Linked DNA regions of Homo sapiens: all the other regions are linked to region 2. Evidence: chromatin contacts called from ENCODE Hi-C or POLR2A ChIA-PET data. All regions are on one chromosome and are shown on one strand. The core of a region is the stretch at or near the end of the contact, and the rest is flanking DNA. Distances in the headings are between cores, read along the strand shown.

Region 1 (4,424 bases), core at 1,675-4,174, 170 kb before region 2:
CCCACCCGGCCCCATTCTCAATTTTTTTTTTCTTTCCTAAATACTATGTGTCTTTTTTATTGTCAGCACTGTTATTCATGCTGTTCTCTCTGTCCAGAACATTCTTGCCTGTCCCTTTGCCAGATGCCTAACAATTCCTTCATTCTTGCACAGGTGTCAGGATTTCAGTCCCCCGACTCTGACACAAGTTTCCCTTCTCAGCAAACCATAAATAATTGCTGAGACTAGTGGTACTACTACTGCTATTAATAAAATTAAGAGGGGTATTAGACATAAGATAGCCGCCTGGGGTTTAAGCAAAACAGAAGTGTGTTTCTTTCTCATAAAACAGACTGGAGGTTGGGGACTATTTGGGAGGTCATTTCTCCTTTTTTCTCCAGTTTCACCATCCTTTGGGAGTGGCCTTGCCACTACGGTCCCAGATGGCTCACTATCACATCTAACATTCCAGCCATCCATCCCGTATGATGGAATAAACAGAAGTAAAGAGAGCAAGCCCTTTTTCCTTGCTCCTGGAGATAAAGCAATCTATGATTATAACAGAGAAGGGTAACAGGACAACTTGCCAATATTCATAGAGCACTGGCTAAGTGCCTTTTCTAATTCAACCCTCTCAATTACCCTATGGGGGTAGACACTGTTATTATCCCCACTCCCTTTCAAGCAGATGATGTTTTATCAACAAGCCGACTTTGCAGATCTGAGAAATAATATGAAGGGCTGGCCAACCTGGGTAGACCATGTGATAGCAATTCTTTCTCAGAAAGTTTTCATGTGATGTGCACATGACTTTTATGTTTGTTAATAAACACAGCAAGAATTCCAGCACTCCGTGTTCTTTTATAGCTATTATTTCAAATTCGGTGCTATGATCATCTAAATTATATGTGCATGTAGTTAAAGAGCCAAAAAGTTCTACATACTTTGGTTCAAATGTCAGTGATTACTTCCCCGTTCCCCACAGCTTCCCCAAATCTCCGCAGCGCAGTTTCCCATGGTCCAGAGACAACCACCTCCAATATTTTTGCTGATTCATTTTGTTATTCACCTCGTATCATGCTTATATTGCTACTTTGAGATTTCTCAGTTTAGGCATTATCTTTTGGCTTTGCACCATGAAAGATGAGGATTTAGCTCTGCCATCAGCGGCCTGCACCATGTGCAACATACAAATACGCTTTCCCCCTCTTCTATCTAATATAGATGTAACTCGATTTCAGCCAGAGCAGTATTTTTATAGCTGGTCATCTAGTACGCTAGACTTGTTACTTTTCTCACACATTATTTTGCTTGTTTTCTTTGGAATTATTTTCTTATTTTTAAAGTTTGGCTCATGCCTCTAATCCCAGCACTTCGGTGGGGGGACTGCTTGAGTCCAGGAGTTCCAGACTAGCCTGGGCAGCATACGACAACAACAAAAACTAGCCAGACATGGTGGTGCGCACCTGTAGTCCTGGCTATTCAAGAAGTTGAGGTGGGAGGATACCTTGAGCCCAGGAATTCAAGGCTGCGGTGGGCTGTGATCTTGCCACCACACTCCAGCCTGGGCAACAGAACAAGACCCTGTCTCAGAAAAATAAATAAATAAATAAAGTGGCTTCATTTTCTGTGTACTTATCTCTAAGTAAGCCTCAAACCTGTCCACTGTGACAGAAATACTTTCCCAACATTTCCACATATATTTGGTATTCTATCAATTTCAACTTTTTGAGGCAATCTCTCTGGGGGCCTTCTAACTAGCTTGGGTCTAGACAGGTGGCCCCTATGCTGGGTGCTCGGCTGTCACCCCAGGATCTCTGCACCATTGTCTTGGGCCTTCCCTGGGCCTCTCTCCTAGGTTGGAGTGCCTTACTTCTGGGTCCCATGCTTTCTTCTTTCTTGGAATCTTTTCATTTTGGAGCGTAAGAAAGAGGACAAAGGAGGGTTTTGTTTGTTTTGAGCCCATGGCACATGTTTAACCTACGATCTTTAATAGGAATTCTTAGCCTTATGTCAGAGATGAAGCAATTGAAGTTTAGGATTATTAAGCAGTTAGGAAGTTGTCGAGTTGGTCTAGTAGGATATGTCTTGGGTCAGAGCTTCCGTCACACTGTTTTCTTATCTATCTTCTCTGTTGAGCCATGAGCTCTCTTAAGGCAAGGACCAATCCTATCTGTTCCCTTTTGTATCTCTAGTAGCAGGCTGTCCTAGGCGCTCAACTAAGGTTTCTTGAGTGAATGTGTTGGGTCTGATTTTGGAGGACATTGTTTGTTCCATCCTAACGGAATAAAAATCCCAACATTTTGTTTTTAACCTGCCAAGCCCAAATTATCTGTACCTGCTGTAATTATCTCCCACTGCCCCAGGCGCCCCCTCCCCCACAGTTTTGTGCTTGTTGTCATCTTAGAAGACAGATAGACATCTGCCTGCACCTGAAATGGCTCAAAAAATTTCCTTGGGAAGGTCTCGCCTTCATTCTTAAACCACAACATACACTTCCAATGTTTATTTTTGTGAGACACACAATAGTATAATCACAAAATATTTTTTCCCTAAAGAACAACTTACTCAAGTGAAGGCAATGCTATATTTATGACTTTTTTTTTCCTGTTTTTAGGATACCTCATGGAAACTTGACAGAACAAAGGATTTATTTTTTATTAGGTTAAATCTGCTTCTTGGGTACTGTTTGCTTGCTGCCCATTAAGTCTGGACATCTCAATTTGAAAAAAAGGCACTTGGATTAATAAAAACAACCTGAAACAGATCCCTTTAGTGGGGTGACTCTGTATTATGTTAAAACGTAATGTGACAAACACGGCTGCAGCGCCCTCCCAGAACCCAAACCTTCCAAGCTAAAAATAGCCCTTGGTCTTTCCCTGCAACTCAAAAACAGGAACAGCATAACTTGTTTGCCTCATTATGTGTTCTGCCCAGGGATCCAGCCCTCTCACATCCTGGCTCTTGCATACTTTCACAAATTCTAATCTGCCCATTACAAATCCAACAGGCCTCATGGTAGGAAGTGAATTCTGCACAAACACAACTGCCCTAGGTCCTTAAACAATGCACTGTTCACCCAGGGGCTCACAGGAGGGAATAATAACTTTAACCACCACTTAGGGGAGGCATCTCTTAATATTTTTCTGGTTCTATGGGCATGAAGATAGGCACGCTATGTGTTTTAACCTTTTCCATCCTTACCATCTATGAGGGTAAATCTTATTATTATCCCTATTTTATAGATAAAGGAAATGAAGGCTCAGGAGATAAAAGAACTTGCCCACACTCACCCAAGACAGTGTAGGAGTGGTGGCCAAACCCAGCTGGCTTTCACATTAATGAGCATCACAGCAAACTACCTCACCATAATGCCATGGCCAAGTGAGTGGGACCTCCACTCAGAAGTGAAGGGAGATGGGCTGGGCATGGTGGCTCACACCTGTAATCCCAGCACTTTGGAAGGCAGAGGCGGGTGGACCACCTGAAGTCAGGAGTTTGAGATCAGCCTGGTCAACATGGCGAAACCCCATCTCTACTAAAAATACAAAAGTTAGCCAGGCATGGTGGCGCACGCCTGTTGTCTCAGCTACTCGAGAGGCTGAGGCAGGAGAATTGCTTGAACCCGGGAGGCGGAGGTTCAAGCCTCTGCTATCAAGCCTGAGCCGAAATCCCACTATTGCACTCCAGCCTGGTGATGGAGCGACACTCCGTCTCAAAAAAAAAAAAAAAAAAAAAAAAGTAGAGGAAGATGAAGGAATGTCTAACTCTAACTACTATTGGCCCATGAGAATAAAGGCAGAAGCTATAGATGCTCAGAGTTGGGAGGGATTATGTAGATCATCTATCCTTGGGTATCTTTTTTTCTGCAGCAGATCTGACAAGTTCCCACACAATTCCACGGGAAAATCATCGGCTTTGGATTCTTGACCCTCTGTGGAGGGAGAGGGAGGGCAAGTGGAAGTGGAGTGAATCAGTAGAAAGGAAAACAGTGCTGCAGGACAGAGAGGAGACTCTTAGAGAAGTGCTCTCCAGGGGAAGGCAAGATGGGAGAAACGAGCTGGCCTGAGAGGGGAACAGGGATGTGCCCTCTGTAGAAACAGGAGGAAAGGCCCAGCATGTGGGCACAGGCCAGTTAAGTTGGAAGTTTTGTTACTAAGAAGATGAGGTGGTTTCTAGGTGGTTGTTTCTCTTTTTCTCAGTGAACTGCAGGTGAAGGCCATCAGCTGCAAGTGAGGAAAGGAGAGAAGATACAGGAAGTTTGAGAAGACAGAGGGTGTGAAGAGTTTTGGAAGTGGAGATACTGAGAAAGTGTTTGTCCATCAGTGGCTTGAGATTTGTGTCCATATATGTCAAAGGAATCCCATCATCATGATCAGTGGATTCTGCAAAAACATGCAGCTGCTTGGGTGCAAGCATGATAGCTGGAAAGCTGGAGCTTGACA
Region 2 (4,487 bases), core at 1,418-3,917:
CTCCTGCCTTCCGGGGGACCTTGCTCTATACTGACTGTTGCCTTCCCTCCAGAAGCTCCAAACTCCCTCTCCATCTCCTTTGATATGTGTGATTTTGGTCACAGTGGAAAAAAATCTTGTATTTACAGGGAGAAAAATTCAGAAGGAAAAGCACTGCTTTCTTTGAGAAGGCTGAACTAGGGGTCCCCAAGGACACTGGGGAGTGTTGGGAAGTTCTGAGAAAGATTTGAGATGGCTCAGCTCACTTAAAAAGAAAACGCAGCAATGGACAGGGGTTACATAAACGAGTCTCTGTGCTCAGAATCGCAGGTCTGAAAAGGAGGTTTTAGTTTGGCTTTGGGTTTCCTTTTTTGTTTTTTTGAGACAGAGTTTTACTCTTGTCGCCCAGTCTGCAGTGCAGTGGCACGGTCTCGGCTCACTGCAGTGTCTGCCTCCCAGGTTCAAGCAATTCTCCTGCCTCAGCCTCCCGAGGAGCTGGGATTACAGGCACCCACGACCACACCCCTGGCTAATTTTTGTATTTTTAGTAAAGATGGGGTTTCACCATGTTGGCCAGGCTGGTCTCAAACTCCTGACCTCAGTCAATTTGCCTGCCTAGGCTTCCCAAAGTATTGGGATTACAGGTGTGAGCCACTGCGTCCAGCCCTAGCTTTGGGTTTCCTATTGCAGCAACACATTAGAATAAACAAACAACCAAACCCTTGGGACTGAACTAATACACCTGGAGAAGGATTAATGTGGCCTGGGTCCTGCTATCCCTCCTCAGACCTAGTATTTCGCCATGACGATGAAATACTATTGGCTGGTAGCAGCGGCCAGCTCGCTAACCTGGGCAGCAGACCCCTCTCTGCTCTTCACACAGCTTGGCATTGGCCTGGTGTCAGGATTGGGGAGCATGCTGGACAGGGGCTGAGTGGCTGCTATATGCACACTGGAGCACACATTGATAGTACAGCAGAGAGGGCTGGGCTCATCCCTGGTAACCTGTCAGCCCTGGCTTTTAGATGCTTGAAAGATGAGGTTGGATACAACTATAGAACAAACCCACCCAAAAAAGTCCTTGAGAGAAAAACATGAAGCAAATAAAATCAGCTAAGATGCTCCCTGTGGAAGCGTGTCTTAAAAACATTTGCCTTTTCCTGATTGCTCCAATGGAGGAATACCTTATTACCAACAAAAAGTTAGGAGTGATGTATGGGAGCTAAAAAAGTAGACCTCATGGAGGTAGAGACTAGAATGGTGGTTACCAGAGGCTGGGAAGGGAAGGGGGGGATGAAAAGTTGGTTAAGGGGTCCCAAAATACAGTTAGGGAGAAAGAATAAGTTTTAGTATCTGACAGTACAGTAGAAAAATTAGAGTCAACAACAATTTATTGTATATTTCAAAACAGCTAAAAAAATGTGCAATGTTCCCAACACAAACAAAAGATAAATGTCTGAGGTGATGGACAGCCCAATTACCCTGATTTGATCATTATACATTGTATACATGATCAAAATACCACATGTATCCCCCAAATATGCACAACTATTATACAACAATAAAAAATGTTTTAAGAAGTTAGGGGTGAAATCCAGCACATGGAACAGCATATACATCCCACAGTACTAATGGAGGCCAGAGGGCATGTGGCTTTGGGTGGGAGGAGTGTCAAGATCTCTATGGTTCCTGCGTAGGCAGTCTTCTCTGTGTTGGCTAACTATAGTCTGAGAACTATTCACCTCAGTAAACACTGGTCAAGTGCCTAACTGCATCCAAAGTACTGTGGGAGACAATACAGTGTAGCCATTAAGAAAACGAATTCTGGAATCAGGTAGGCCTGGGTTTGTGTTCGGACTCTTTCACCCATTCCCTGTGTGACCTGCGAATATCTGTTGGCTGTAATTATTATAATCTTGGTGCACCTCAATTTCCTCATCTACAAAATGGACATAAGAACTATATGTACCTCAAAGAGTTGCTGTGAGAGTTAAATGAAATCATGCAAGTATGATGTTTTGTATAATACCTTATACATAGTAAGTGTGCAATAAATACTAGTCATTGTTATTCCTAGAAGCTTCCCCAAATTATTTTAAAAAGAAGGCACCTAGATCTAAATGACAGTCCATGTAACAAAGAAAACCCTTACTTGAGCAATTTCAGTGAAGGCCATTTTTCAACAATGCTCACTCACTTCCCTCCACTCTGGGTCCCAGTCATGTATAAAACACTCTGCTTTGTGTTGACTAAGCTCCACAGTGACATTCCAAGGAGTTCTGGTGTCCCTCCAAATATTCTAGGCTGCCCTTTTAACCTGATACTGATACCCTGTCCACTCTACTGTTTAAGGGGCTATTTAAAAATTTGGCTTTGTAAAGCAGGGAGCAAGGCAGAAAGCCTTCAAAGCTTTAGCAGTTGGCGTGGCAAGGAACAGAAAAGCAGCATTTTACAGTATCAAATACCAGAAGTAGCCCTCATAACCACTAACTTTGTAGTGCTCTTCCTTCACTGTGGCGAAGTGCTGAGCATGTTACATGCATTACATTACTGAAACCAAGGCCCTGTGACGTTCCAGTGAGTCCAAGGTGCTAGCTGGTGTGAGTACAGCTGTGGGCTCTAATCTATGCTTTGCTTCAAAGTCCACGCATGCAAATCCTGGGCAACTCCCTGAGTTTCCAAGGCAACTCAGCCAACTCATCCAGAGGTAACTAGCTTCCAATAACTGTATAAGCTCACTCCCATCATTTGGTAGGTTGGTAGGTCAATCAGTTCAATTTATTTTTATTTTTATTTATTTTTTGCTTTCTCTGATATTTGACCAACCACGACACCTAGTGGCCAGTGGAGCACAAACATGGGTTGCCCGAAAAGGCTGATGGACGGGTGATGTGTGTCTTTAGCTTTAAGACACACGTTGCTCATGACCAGGAAAAACCTGATGGATCGTGTTCAAGGCAAAGAAACCAAGGCACAGAGAAATGAAGCGACTTGCCTAAAGTCAAAGCTAATGTAGAACTGTGTGGAAATACTGAACCTTAGTGTTAGAACTCGTATTCTGATTCAGACTTGGCCTAAATTTGATCCTCAGCAAGATACTTTCTTCAGTTATTCAACAAACATTGACTGGGCACCTCCTGAGTAAGGCACTGTGCCAGATGCCGGGGACATGACAGTAAGCAAGGAGGACACGTCTCGATCCTTGCAGTCAAATAGGAGGGGAAGATAAACAGAGAATCCACAATAACAATACCAGCTAATATGTATTAAGGACTCTGCTTCAAGAGTTTCATGTACACCAACTCGCTTCATCCTTGACTTGAAACAATCCTATAATGGGGGTGCGATTATTATTCTTGCTTTGAAAATGTGCAGGAGAACATTTAAGTTGTGGGTAACAAACAGGGCTCCTATGCCTTTCTAGGTCTAAGTTTCTGAAATAAAGTTGTGCTAGATACTGGAAGATTTCTAAGACCTCTTTCCAGATCAGTTTCCCTTCACTTCTAGGATTCTGGGGTAAAGCTGGGATTAGACCTTGGTCGGTTTTCCTGACCAAGAGTCTAGTGTTCCCTCTCTATACACTGTGCTGGTCAATATTTATGAATAACAGCTGGAAGTTATTGAATGCTTACTCTGTGCCACGCCCTGAATTTCTCAGTTCAGGCAATCTTCTTCACAACCTATGAGACAGCTTTAAGATACAAATAATAACTGAGTGAAAAATCATGCTCTAAAATAGTTTAAAAGATTTCCAAGATAAACAGAGAGGCTTCCAACCTCACTCAGCTGTAGCATCCTGAATCTCTGTTCTGTCTGATTTTGTTGAATGGTGGATTTAAACCTTATGTATTGGTGTCCTCAGGCTCTCATGAAGGGAATGGATAATGGGTCCAGGCAAATGGTTCAATGATGAGTTACTGTCTAGGGAAACAGGGGGCATCTTGTTCAATAACAACATTGCTTTGGGGTAATTCTGGGTCCCTAGAAGTATCTACAAAGCCTGCAAGGTCAAGTGCAGGTCGACTTGGCTCTTTGGTTTTATGATTCCAAATAAATAAAACACATTTCCAACAGTTCAGCAGGGTATATCCGAGATCGGCAAACTCTCCAACGAGGTATTCCCGTTAACCCTTAGTCCCTTACCCTCCCTGAGGGTATGTGCACACCATCCGCTTTCTGTCGGGTGAGGGAGGGTGCAGGGAGAGAGGCAGGGGCAATCAGGAAAACTCTCTCAGTGATCCTGCAAATGGGAAATGGGGACATTGAGTTTAATCACGGCTCCACTCCAGGACCAAAGAAAGCAACTCCTGCCACCTGCAGTCAGACCACTCTCTCCCACACCCAGGAAAGCAGACCCAGTGGGACCTAGAGCTTCCCAGGTCTTGTAAGACTCTGGCCTCTTTGTTCAGGGCCTCCAGAATGATACTCCAGTGGGTCTTGGTGAGAACATACATTAGATATGCTGCAATGTTTAGCCTAGAATGCTCTGCTAGCTTTTCCAAATGGCA
Region 3 (4,147 bases), core at 101-2,600, 220 kb after region 2:
CTGGATCACACTACTGGTCAACAAGAGAGATGAACTCTAAGTCCTGGACACATGACCCCAGAGCCGAAGCTCTTAAACACTAAATTACACAGGTGTTCTACCCCTTCTCCCTTCTTGCTGAAGAGAAAAAACTCCTAACCAGGACAAACAGAAAACCCAGTGGAAGAAATAGCATTTGGCCCTTGATAGATGGGCTGTACTTTAGCAACGGAGCTGGAGGAAGCCCAGGTAGGTTTGCCAGATTTAGCAAATAAAAATACAGGACACACAGTTAAATCTGAATTTCAGATTAAGATTTTTTCTTAGTATAAATATGTCCCCATTATATAGCATGCTCCAATCAGGCTAGAATTTTTACTCTCCCTTTTTACTTCTACGCTTCATAGCTCATGCTCTTCATCTCTACGGCACACTGTACCCTTTCTTTTTGCCAGTCTTAATGTTACCCATCCTCGAAGCCCCATCCATATTAACTGTCATTTGCCCAGCATTCCTACCTAAAAAATACATTCATATGGATGACCTCATTTGATTTACAAAGCACTCTTGCAAGTAAACATGGTATGCATTATTAACCCCTTGTGCAGATGAGAAAACAAGCTTGGGATGCAACATTTTTTTTTCTTTTTTTTTTGAGATGGAGTCTTGCTCTGTTGCCAGGCTGGAGTGCAGTGGTGCGACCTCACCTCACTGCAACCTCTGCCTCCTGGGTTCCAGGGATTCTCCTGCCTCAGCCTCCCGAGTAGCTGGGACTAGAGGCACGTGCCACCACACCCAGCTAATTTTTTTTTTTTTTTTTTTTAGTATTTTTAGTAGAGATGGGGTTTCACCATGTTGGCCAGATGGTCTTGATCTCTTGACCTCGTGATCTGCCCACCTCGGCCTCCCAAAGTGCTGGGATTACAGGCGTGAGCCACTGCTCCTGGCTGGGATGCAACTTTCACAGATCATTCATTCATGTAACTGGGACCCCAGGGTCTTATGACAGCAACTTTCATTCTTTTTCCACGAATTCACACTGAAACTAATGTCAGCCTTCCACTTTGATTCTCAGTGCTCAGGTACCTCTCCTTTTTCTTGACCTCTCAGTTTGGCTCTTGATTTAAAGTTTACTCTTGTTGTTCAAGTCTTACATTTCCAAGAACACTTATGTTCTCTCAAGACAGGAATCCGCCTTGTACAACTTTGGCCCCTGCCCTTCATACATATCCAGTTGAAACTGATTAATTTTCTCCAAATCCTGTTAAATGATCTTGAAAATCACTCAGGTCTGAGCAATCCTCCAAGTGTTCCGAGTTCTTGGCAGAGTGTGTCACCAGTACTTGTGACTAAAACTGGTATTTTTTTTTTAATTTCATAGAATGTAAAAAATTGTGGTCAAATATTCTTCCCTAATATCCCCAGCTTAGTGATTTCTTCTGGATAGACATTCCCATCCACCACAGAAATGTCCAAAACAAATAGCCAAGGAATAGGCAAGTTTATCTAATAGTAATTTATTCTTCCATTCTTCATTCAACGGCACTTAATAACACCTGCAATATGCTAGCTATTGTGTTAGTCAGTGGAGATCAAAGATGAGAGAGATGCGGTCCTCCTTTTCTAGGAATTCACAGTCTGTTGGAGGTGACTCAACTTTATACAAATACCAGAGGACAAAGCACAATAGATAAATGACGTGAAAATTCAGATGTGGGAGGTAGTTATCTCCAGCTTGGAAAAGGAAAGGATAACCTCAGCTTTTAACCTTGATTCTCCTCTAAAATTCATACAGCCAGTCCTGATATACTAATCATGTGGATTTTAGCCTCAGAATAATTACTGTGATTATCTCAAGAATTTTAAAAAGGACTAAATGCTAATGTGAAAAAAAATGAAAACTCAACATGAGACATTAGAGGAAATTGTTAAGTACAGTGGGGAAGGTTGAGAATTCCCACCCCCTCTCATCTTTGGCTCCTCTGCTCCAGTGAGAAATGGCATACCTCATTCTCTGCTTTGTATTCATTATTCTTTTACTTATAACCATCTTACAGAATGAATCTCTTTCTCCGTCTCTCCTTCTCCCTCTCTTCCTCCCCCTTTATGTGATAGACGTATCTGTCTTTCATATCTTATTTATCCTAGTATACTTCAGAAATTGCCTTTCTTGATTTGTTTCTTGCAATTTCCTGTTTTGTATCATTCATTCATTATTCATGCCAGCCAGTGTTTGTAATTGTGATTTGGTAATTGTTATTCAATGAATGAGTATCAGCTTGAATAACTCAGCTACAAAATCATAATACTTTATATCATTATTTCACTTTCTAGTTTCTTAAATATTTTTGTGTGTCTACTTTTTTTTTTAATCTCAAAGACTTTATGACATTAGTCATCTTTATATTACGTAGACCACAGGAGAGAAACTTGGACCTATCTACATTTGATTTGGGGCCAGCACCCTCTAAGTCTAATCTCCTGCCTGTGTCCATTGCCTCCTGCACAACAGTTAATAAGGTGCACTCACCACCACTCCTGCCACAAGCACAGGCATGCTGTTGTTGCTTCTATTAAGCTTCAAGACAATAAGCTGCCCTCTGGCTGGTGGGACTATAGCTCCATAAAATGATACACTTGCTATACTCTGTTCTGCACCTTTTCCCAGAGAACCATTTCTCTGCTCCTCACCTTGGGAGTAATACATCTTTCTTTGCTTTTACCAAAGAACGGCTGTTGTAATATAGCTTGAGACCAGGGATTTAACCTGCTAGGAAATTCAACATTTATTTAAGGATTATATTTAGCGGAAAGATGAAAAAGGGCCCTACTCAACCGGTATATGAAAAGATGCTCAGTGTCACTGATCACTAGGGAAAGGCAAATTAATATCAGAAGGAGATATAACCTTATGTCTGTTAGGATGGCCATTATTAAAAAGATGGAAGATAACAAGTGTTAGTAAGGATGTGGAGAGAAGGGAACCCTTGTACACCATTGGTGAGAATGTAAATTGGTACAGCCAGTGTGGAAAACAGTATGGAGTTTTGATAAAAATTGAAAACAGAGCTCCCATATGAACCAGCAATCCCACTTCTGGCTATATATTCATGAAAATAAACTCAGTATGTAAAATAGATATTTGCACTCCCGTGCTTATTGAATAATTATTTATAATAGTCAAGATATGAAAAGAATCTAAGTGTCTGTTGACAGATGAATGGATAGAGAAATTGTGGGAGTGTGCATACACACACACACTGGAATATTACTCAGCCTCAAAAAAGAAGGCAATCCTGCAATTTGTGACAACATTGATGAAGCTGGAAGATTTTGTGCTAAGTGAAATAAGCCAGACACAGGAAGAAAAATTCTGTGTAATCTCACTTATATGTGGAATCTTAAAAAGTCAACTTCATAGCAGCAGAGCAGAGAATGGGAGGCAGGTGGGGGTGGGGAGCAGGAAGATGTTGGTATAAAGTTTCAGTTATCTTACGTAGGGTTAATAAGTTCTAGTCATCTAATGTATAGCCTGGTGACTATAGTTAATAATACTGTGTTATCTACTTGAAATGTGCTAAAAGAACAGATTTTAAGTGGTCTCACCACACCAAAAATAGTGAATTATCTGAGGGGATGGATATATTAATTATCTTAACTGAAGTAATCATGAGGTATAAGCATATCAAATCCAATTATATTTCATAAAGCTGATTTTTTTAAAGGGGGAACTATTGATTATTAAATGTTTTCCATACAGGTTCAGCACTCAACATAACCTATCCTGATAATAGACAAATGGCCAGTGTCTCCGCATTAGCAATCTATCGAGATCTCTGACCTAGCTCCTCAAACAGCCAGCCCAAACCTCTCATGCTGGGTGGGCAGCCTTAGCTGCTGACCTTCTCTTCCCTCCAGTGGGTGTTGGTAGCGTGAAAGATGGCCCATCTAATTGCCACTGTCCCTAATGTGCATGTCCTCAGTAGTCAAACTAGGTTAGAGGAAAGTTGCAAATAATTACAGAAAACAGACATTGCTCTATTTGGTCCTATTGTGATCTATCATTATAGCAAATTCCCTGAAGGAACAGAGGTCCTTGCCAGCCCCAAACAGTCCCCTTTAGACTCACACATCCTCCAGCTATTCTTACAAGTATCTCCTCCCATAG

Evidence for each region. A loop is a pair of places that touch in the nucleus more often than their neighbours do. ChIA-PET counts read pairs that join two places held with the same protein, here RNA polymerase II (POLR2A). Pooled maps may share reads with other maps.
Region 1: a map of posterior vena cava shows a loop between it and region 2 (2.6-fold over the local background). The contact joins two enhancer-like sites. A Hi-C loop is called at or near these places in 2 of 168 maps with a recorded cell type or tissue (cardiac septum and posterior vena cava) and 6 of 50 pooled maps. POLR2A ChIA-PET finds 5 or more read pairs at or near these places in 3 of 52 experiments (A673, HEK293T and OCI-LY7).
Region 3: a map of aorta shows a loop between it and region 2 (4-fold over the local background). The contact joins two enhancer-like sites. A Hi-C loop is called at or near these places in 2 of 168 maps with a recorded cell type or tissue (both aorta) and 3 of 50 pooled maps. POLR2A ChIA-PET finds 5 or more read pairs at or near these places in 4 of 52 experiments (A549, H1, HEK293 and 1 more).

What each region holds. Positions count from the first base shown.
Region 1 is chr1:67,587,652-67,592,075 of GRCh38, forward strand. LOC105378780 (a long non-coding RNA gene) reads left to right here. Exons shown (of 4, transcript XR_947474.4): 4 at 2,597-2,746. Among named protein-coding and RNA genes, the nearest start is that of LINC01702, 68 kb to the left of the region's middle. Within about 2 kb of position 2,925, at least 11 of the 41 ENCODE cell types and tissues checked have a DNase peak (open chromatin) inside an H3K27ac peak, as active enhancers do.
Region 2 is chr1:67,757,629-67,762,115 of GRCh38, forward strand. The region is part of intron 2 of GNG12 (G protein subunit gamma 12); the gene reads right to left. All of the region lies in intron 1 of LOC105378781 (a long non-coding RNA gene), which reads left to right. Among named protein-coding and RNA genes, the nearest start is that of GNG12-AS1, 72 kb to the right of the region's middle. Within about 2 kb of position 2,668, at least 21 of the 41 ENCODE cell types and tissues checked have a DNase peak (open chromatin) inside an H3K27ac peak, as active enhancers do.
Region 3 is chr1:67,977,786-67,981,932 of GRCh38, forward strand. All of the region lies in intron 1 of GNG12-AS1 (GNG12, DIRAS3 and WLS antisense RNA 1), which reads left to right. LOC124900403 (a long non-coding RNA gene) reads left to right here. Exons shown (of 3, transcript XR_007066162.1): 3 at 1-593. Among named protein-coding and RNA genes, the nearest start is that of DIRAS3, 71 kb to the right of the region's middle. Within about 2 kb of position 1,351, at least 2 of the 41 ENCODE cell types and tissues checked have a DNase peak (open chromatin) inside an H3K27ac peak, as active enhancers do.